Linked DNA regions of Mus musculus: region 2 is linked to region 1. Evidence: chromatin loops called from intact Hi-C (ENCODE). Cell type or tissue: gastrocnemius. All regions are shown on one strand.

Region 1 (4,000 bases):
CAGATCTTGTTACGGATGGTTGTGAGCTACCATGTGGTTGCTGGGATTTGAACCCTGGACCTTCAGAAGAGCAGTTGGGTGCTCTTACCCACTGAGCCATCTCACCAGCCCCTTAAGCTACAGTTTAAACACTTCCAAATTCTACCTATTTCAGCCAAAGTCCCACAAATGCACTTTGTCCTTCAAAACCAGCAAGGCCTAGTTCTGCTCAGGAGTGCAGTAACAAAGGATTCAAAAATATCTTTTTTTTTTTTTAATTTTAAATTTACAATAGAAAGTCTTAGCAGATTGTCCCTGAGAAAGCCATCTTTTCCTCTAGATTCTCATTACCAGACAATATAAACCTAACAAGAAAAGCTATCCTTTAACCACCAATTTGTGACTGAAATCAGAGAGCGGAAGTGAAGTGACTATCTGAACAGCTCTGACCATACTGGAGCAGAAGTCTACACTCACCTGAAGCTGTGGCTTGTGAGGTATTTAATGACAGCTGGTTTGATGCGAGCAACTCCTCCCTGGCTGTGATTTCCTCTCCCAGTAATCACCGACAGATACGGCTTGCCACCACTCTGTTTAAATTCTGTTAAAGTGGGAAATTGAACAATAAAATCAGTTTTTACATTCTTAACAGAAAATCTAACTATCAAAAGCATATGAAATTAATTTCATGATGTTCTAGAGATTTAAAACTTGGCGGGCGGGGGAGTAATGTTTTAAAGTACATAGAGCCTTGAAGCAGTTTATCCATCTAAAGACATGAGTGGAACTAGACTTTGAGCACACACTTGGTAGCAGGGGGCTGAGACAGAGGTTGTGGAATAAGGCAGCCAGGGTTACAAGGCGACGTTGAAGTCAGTCTGAGGGACATGGTGAGACTCTGTACCAGGAGAGAAAAAATAAGGCTTAACTGAGGAGAGAGATTTCCAATTTCTACAGCCGTTCTGAATAATGACAGCAATATTAATTATATCTAAAGCTGCTGTGCATCTTACTCAGACATTGCTTTACATGACATATTTTTGTGAATTAGAATCAACCCTATTAATGAAGCACTCTAAAATTTTAGTATGAATCACAGCGCTACCACAAATCAACTGTGTGTGTCTATGGGCAAATTCATTGGCTTCTTGGCGCCTGTTTCTTCACATTAAGAAAGGAGATAATAAGAGCTACTATCTTATAGATCATTCCCAGGAACAGCTAGCTATTAGCAAATCTACTTTTAACATGGTCTATCAAAGATAATTCATTGTTAAATTCTTCCCAGGAGAGAATTTTTTAAAATACTGAATGACACTCATCTCTTGATAATATGCTGTTGCTACTTCATATTTGACCTTGGGAAGATAGATATATAAATTCTGAGATCAATACTAGCTCTAATAGAGTAACAACAACAATAAAAACAAGAAGTCCTATTAATAATAAAGTACTTAATGTAAAAAATTTATGTTCTCATTCATAAATAGCCTAAGGTTTTATCTTTAGCATAATATACTACATAAACATATACATATATTAACATTTCAGTATACAGCTCTGGCTGACCTGGAACTCACCCTGCAGACCAGATTCTCCTCAAACTCTGAGACCCAGCAGCCTCTGACTTCTGAGTTTTGGGACTAAAGGAGTGCCACTGCGCCCAACCAGATGCATTATTTACGGAGCTATAAACCAAAGGTTTTCCTTCCCTTTACTGTTCTTTATGTTTACGTTTTTAAAATAGAGTTATTTCTCCTCTCTTTCCAGCCTTTATTTTCTGACTGCATCCTCATGGTGATGTTTAACTTGTTCCTCGGTCTCCCATGAATCCTTGTAACCAATCACATCCAAACTCTTGACAAGTTTCTGGTTTATCTGAAAGCGAAAGTACTTCACAGTATGTGTGTACTTCACTCACAAGGCACAGAGGGCCCAGATGTCTCTATTTAGCCTCAATTTTGAAAGTTCTTTTATATCATGACTAAAACATAATACAGGTACCCCACAGATTATTACCACCTACCCAATCACTTCTACTCAGCAATCCTGCCCTCTGGTGGTGAGTAGCAGACAAGGTACCACAAGCACGGACAAGATGGCCTTTTGCACCTTGGGTCTAAATGCTACCCTGGGCTACTGCTGAGCCGTGTGCAGAAAAGCCTTAATCACAGCCACTTTGGAGGCTGGGGCAGAATCGTAAGTTCAAGGTCAATCTGTGTTACAGAGTTAGGTTCAATGCCAACCTGGGCTACACCAGCCTGGGCAACTTAATGATATATTGTCTCTAAAACCCAAACAACTCCTCTATAATTCAGTAGTGTTTGTTGTTTGGGTTATTGTTTAGCATATCAACTGCTTCAGCTAATGATCAACACTTGCTTCCAATACTCTCTCCAATCAAAAAAGAAGCCATGTGGCAGGCAACACTTCAGCAGTTACTTCCAGCCCAAGCAATCATTAATCTGCTAAGGACATTTCAGATAAATGACACCTTTTTTATTGGCCTTCTTTTAAGTAGCACTCTTATAAATTCATCCATGTATAAGAATTTCATCTTCATGGACAACTCCATTAAATAGATCTACTACATTGTTCACACACACACACACACACACACACACACACACAGAGGAAGGAAGGAAGGAAGGAAGGAAGGAAGGAAGGAAGGAAGGAAGGAAGGAAGGAAGGAAGGAAGGAGAGAAACATGGTTGAGCAAGGAGGTGTTATGCTAAGTGAAATTAGCCAGACTGAAAGAAAAGACTGTACGATGTCACTTACATATGGAATCTCAAAGAGGAAACTCACAGAAAGACAGTAGAGCAGCTCACACAGAAGAGAGGATCAGCACTGGAACACTGAGGGTCAAAGGCAAGCATTGCTACTGTAGGGTAAGTACAGCACGCAGCCATCAGTAGTGCAGCACTGTGTGAGTGCTAAGTCATCCTACACTACAGTCTCTATGTTCACACATTGTCTTAGTCACTTTTCCATTGCTGAAAGAAAGTTTACTGGGAACTTACAGCCCATGACCATCGTGACAAGGAGCACAGCAACAGACATATGGTACTCAGTAGCCGCGAGATTACAGCATTACCCAATAGTATGAGGCAGAGCTAACTCAGAAGGCACTGGGCTTTTGAAGCCTCAAAGCCCATCCCCAGTGACACACCTCCTCCAATAAAGGCCCACCTTCAAATCCTTTCCAAGCAGTCCTAACAACTGGAGACTCAAACATCTGAGCTCGTAGGGAGCCATTCTCACCCAAACCATCACATCCACACCCCTGTAAGGAAGGGCAATAAACTCAGCCATCTCAGGTCAGAGGTCAATGGCATGCTTAGCCTCTCTGCCATGGACTCTCTTTCTGGGCTGAGCAGACATGTTTCTATCTCCCCAGTGTCACACAACACCATTTTCCCACACCAAAATTCTAGTTTTTAGAAGCACTGGGGAACTGAGCTGGAGTGATGGTTCATCCTAAGAGCACTTGCTGCTCTTACATATGTCCTAGGTTCAGCTCCACACATACAGACACCCATACCTCCAATTCAAGATGACCCAATGTCCTCTTCTAATCAGGCATACAAATAATACAGATATTCATACAGGCAAAATATTCACACACATAAAATAAAATAAATCAAAAATAAAATTTAAGTAGTGAGCTAGGAAGACACAGAAGACAATTTCAGCTAATACAGAATTAAAAAAAAACTGTGTGTGTGTGTGTGTGTGTGTGTGTGTATGACAGGTATGGTAGCACATGGCTTTAATCCTAGCCTTTTGGAAGCAGAGGCAGGCAGATCTCAGAGTTCCCAGACAGCAGAGAGTCCCAGTCTGCTCAGGCAGATTCACTGTGTTTGGCAATGCCAATGTCACGAGCACATTCCTACCTTCTGTTTTCTGCTGTAGAACTGCTGTCAAATGTTCTATAGCTTCATCCACATGCAGCCCATGGAGGTCTAAGACGTTCTGCGGTAGCAGAGAGGCGTTGACTTTCTCAAAGATCTCCACAGCA
Region 2 (4,000 bases), 130 kb before region 1:
AAATGTAGTGTGTGTGTGTGTGTGTGTATTTTATGTGTGTATGGTGTATGTGTGTGGTATATATATATGGTGTGTGTATGTATGGTGTGTGTGTATGTATGGTGTGTGTGTATGTATGGTGTGTGTGTGGTATGTATGTATGTATGTATGTATGTCCACTTTTAGGTCAGTGTGGCTTAGCAGATGCCTCTGAATTGAAATAATCTCTTCAGAAGAGAGAGGAAGACTAAGGAGACTCTGGAGACTGAAAGAATCCTTCAACATGTCTGGTAGAATAGAAACTTGGAAGGCTCTGGAAGGCTCCTTCCCAGGTTTATAAAAGCAGTAAGCAACTGCTGGGGTAGAAGACGCTGAGCATCCAACCAAGCTCCAGAGGGGTTTCTCAGGCCTGTCATGCTGTCTGCAGGCTGTGCAGTGTCCAGGCTCGCCGCCTTTATGGGTCGCCGACCTTGCTGGGATGGAATCTCCAGTGCTCTGCTGCCTTTTCGAGTCATCTCTCTTCCTTAAGAAACCCCTCACCCACACTCCTGTGAACAACCTCGGTAAAAACTCATGGTTTCACTGGATGTTACTCGGTCGTCTCTCATGGTTCCCCTCTGTACCGTGAGTAAACTTATATGTGTGTGTCGGACACGTGGAGGAAACTCACACAACAGTGGGCTCCGGGGATTGAACTCAGTCTCCAGGCTTGTCCAGTTAATGCCTTTACCCACTGAGTCATTCTGTTTCCAGCTCTAGGGTGGGGAAATACTAAGTGAAACATCTGCCTGGTAAAATGTATGACATGCTTCTGCAAAGGGCCGAACACACGTGCTGGGGTAGTTGTGCTGACCCCAAGTGTGATGACAAGTAGGCTCGCCATCATTTCTCTCACACTCTCATCCAGCCTCTACAAGACGCAGCAGCTCACCTAACACTGTCTCCCTGACCTGGCACTTTCTGCATCCATCCTGTAAGCAAGCCCTTCCTCAGTCAACAGCCTTGTGGTTGTTCGGATGAGACTCTTCTCCATAGGCTTGAACACTTTGTCCCCAGTTAGTAGAACTGTGTTGGAGAAGTGTCACCGGAGGGGGGGACTTTGAGGTTTCAAAAGACTCACACCATTCCCAGTGTCTATCTCTGTCTTCCTTGTGTATGTGGATCAAGATGTGAGTTCTCAGCTGCTGCTCTGATACCATGCCTGCTGCCACGCTCCCCGCCATGATGGTCATGAACTAGATCTACCACCTTCTGGAATCATGAGGCCCAGTTAAATGCTTTCTTCTAGAAGTTGCCTTGGTCATGGTGTCTTTTCACAGCAATAGAAAAGTAACTAAGACAACCCTTCCTTGCAAGGGCTCTTGGGAAATGGTAACAGCAGTGTTCCTTCTGTTTCTTCTCCAGTTTGCCGGAGCCAGTGTCTCTTCATGCTTTCAAAATCGCTGTTCCCAAAGTGAACCACTGGTCCTGGCCATAGAATACTTGCTAGGGCTTCATAAGCCTACAAAGAGAACCTGACAGAAACTATCCTTGCATAGCGGTTTCTCTGGGTTTCCATGGCAGTAAAGTCTCTTCTGTTTTTTTTTTTTTTTTTTTTTTTTTTTTTTTTTTTTCCCTGTCTCTTCTGGGTCTTTATGATCTTTTGATGTTGGGTTTCTCAGGATTGAGTCCCAGGCCCTCCTCTCAAAGTGCGCTCATAGAAACTCTTAGCAGTTATGAGGGGACACGCAGACAGAGGGAAGAGCATAAGAACAAACTCCAAGGTGACAGATCACTGGCATGATTTTTCAACCCTTGATGGTAGCACTTTAAAAACTAATTTTATACCATTATTTCTACAATTATGATAGGTGGTATCTTCTCTCAGCCTTTTATGATGTCTCATTCATTTAAGGTTCAATGTGCACATGTTGCTATTTTAGCTAAATAGAATGTGAGGCTTCTCCTCACATTTCGCCTAAGGGTAAATTAATTTTTAAAAAAATCTTAAATTTCACTTTCCTACTTATACGTGTACTGTGTATGTGAAAAAAAAATACTGCTTCAAGGAAAACAATTGCTTAATAAATGAATGAGAAAGCCCTGTTGGTCTTGTAGCAGACACGTCATTTCCTGTCAATTCAAATTTAAGTTCCTTTTTCCCAGAATGCACTTCCCCAGACTCTGATGCTGACTTTTGGGGGGTTGGGGGGGGGGTTGCTGTTTTCCACCATAATCTTTCTACCGCTGTGAAGTTTCCAGAGTTACAGCAGCTGCAGGAAGCAGGTGTGTAGAGTTGTAGCACGTCCACACCACAGGGCAGGGGTGGGGCATCTCTTCCTGTGAGCCCATAAAAGCAGTAGTGGGGAGTTCCGTGAAAAGTCAGCGCTGATGCTGATGACGTCACTGCTCGGGCCCTCTGCTGCCCTCTGCAGGACAGGAACTCTCAGGACTAAGAAGGGTTGGGATGCGTGCTGTTTCCTTGAAGGAACAATCAAGAGAGGGACCCGAGGGGACATATACCCCTATAATTGAGCCTCAATATAAACCATGCTGTTTGCCCATCGTGAAATCTGTAGGCTGGTAAGCAAAACGAAAGCCCTCTAAAAAGTGATGCTAAAAACCGTGGTTAAGAGACTCAGAGAAACCTGGTTCAATTCTCGAAACAGTAACATTCGCCTGGGTCAGCTTACTTGTCACTAAAGGACTCAGAGTCAAAGCCACACTAGGGTAGTTCTGAGGACTGAATTCACGGAAATACACAAAGATCTTAAACAGTGACAGCGTCTCTAAAACAGACAGCAAGCATTCATTCGCTGTGCATCCCGAGAGCCTATCAGACGCCGAGCTTGCACTTGAACCCAAGACGTCAGATTTACGTCTTTTTGCCAGCCAGACCACCACTCGGCAGCTCATGGCTGGAACTTGCTAACATGTTCGCCCTGCAGGCACAGTGTGGCCTCTCCAGAGCCCTCTTTCTCGTTTCCATGGCTACCTTTCCTCTTCTCTGTGTTATCAAAAGCCCTGACTGCAGAGGCAGGTTTATTTATAGCTGAAAAATTAGTGTTATTCGGCTCGATCTTCTCTGCAGCCGTCACCCCATTACTTTAAGAGCATCCACACTTACAGGCGGCTCTGTTTTCGCTTCCTCGGTGGCCTGGAATCATTCGTTAGTGGCTCAAAACAGTGTTTGAGGAATGTCGGTGAAGAGAGAAGCTCGATCCAGCATTCATCGGCGTCTCCCCTGAATTCCAGTTCCCATGGGCCAGCACAGCTGTACTTGGACATCCCACTTTAGCTATGGCCGAAATCTAACTCACCCGAGCCTCAGTCTTTTCCTGCCCTGTGTTTTCCTGAACCAAGTCAGCATTTTCCAGCCTCCAGGCCAGAACCTGGGAGTTGTCTGAGTTCCATCCCCACCTTATGACCACACCCTCATCAACCTGTCTCCAGACAACCTCCGTCCCATCTCCTCAAGTCCTCTGATGAGGACATCGTGTCCCGGGCTGTGGGGCATCACTGTGGAACCGACAGTTTTTCTGCGTCTCTCTCCTCTGTGCCCTCCCTCACACCCTCACTGCATAGATTGTTGTTGTTGTCGTCGTTGTTGTTGTTAGCACATTTATTTGTTACTCTTCCCGTTGCTGTGACAAAGTACTTGAGTACTGAAAGGACTTGAGAAGACTTTACTTCGGTTCATGGTTTCAGAGAGTAAAGTCTAGCATTGCTCTGTGGCTGTGTGTGTGTGTGTGTGTGTGCTTGTGTGTGTGTAGGCACTTTTTTTTTTTTTTTTTTTTTTTTTTTTTTGGTTTTTCGAGACAGGGTTTCTCTGTGTAGCCCTGGCTGTCCTGGAACTCACTCTGTAGACCAGGCTGGTCTACAGGCTGACCTCGAACTCAGAAATCCACCTGCCTCTGCCTCCCAAGTGCTGGGATTAAAGGCATGTGCCACCACGCCCGGCTGGCACTTTTAATATGGTACCTAGAGCAGGAAGTAGACTGAGACAGGAAGGAACCAGATGTCATATACCAGCAAAAAGCCT

Evidence for each region. A loop is a pair of places that touch in the nucleus more often than their neighbours do. Peaks named below come from ENCODE experiments on the same cell type or tissue, not always from the same donor. Only the 100,000 strongest peaks of a DNase experiment are listed, where the experiment ranks them.
Region 2: a loop joins it to region 1, with 4 times the contacts of the local background. A loop is called at or near these places in 11 of 42 quality-filtered maps.

The regions. Positions count from the first base shown.
Region 1 is chr5:65,821,852-65,825,851 of GRCm38, reverse strand. N4bp2 (NEDD4 binding protein 2) reads right to left here. Exons shown (of 20, transcript NM_001024917.1): 18 at 3,876-4,000; 19 at 457-580. Among named protein-coding and RNA genes, the nearest start is that of Gm3521, 34 kb to the left of the region's middle. In gastrocnemius, a CTCF peak has its summit at 2,045 (motif pointing left); a DNase peak (open chromatin) is centred at 2,049.
Region 2 is chr5:65,954,362-65,958,361 of GRCm38, reverse strand. It overlaps a transcript of Chrna9 not described here. Among named protein-coding and RNA genes, the nearest start is that of 4930480C01Rik, 5.0 kb to the right of the region's middle. In gastrocnemius, a CTCF peak has its summit at 2,386 (motif pointing left); DNase peaks (open chromatin) are centred at 2,372 and 2,865; H3K4me3 peaks cover 585 bases; H3K27ac peaks cover 295 bases.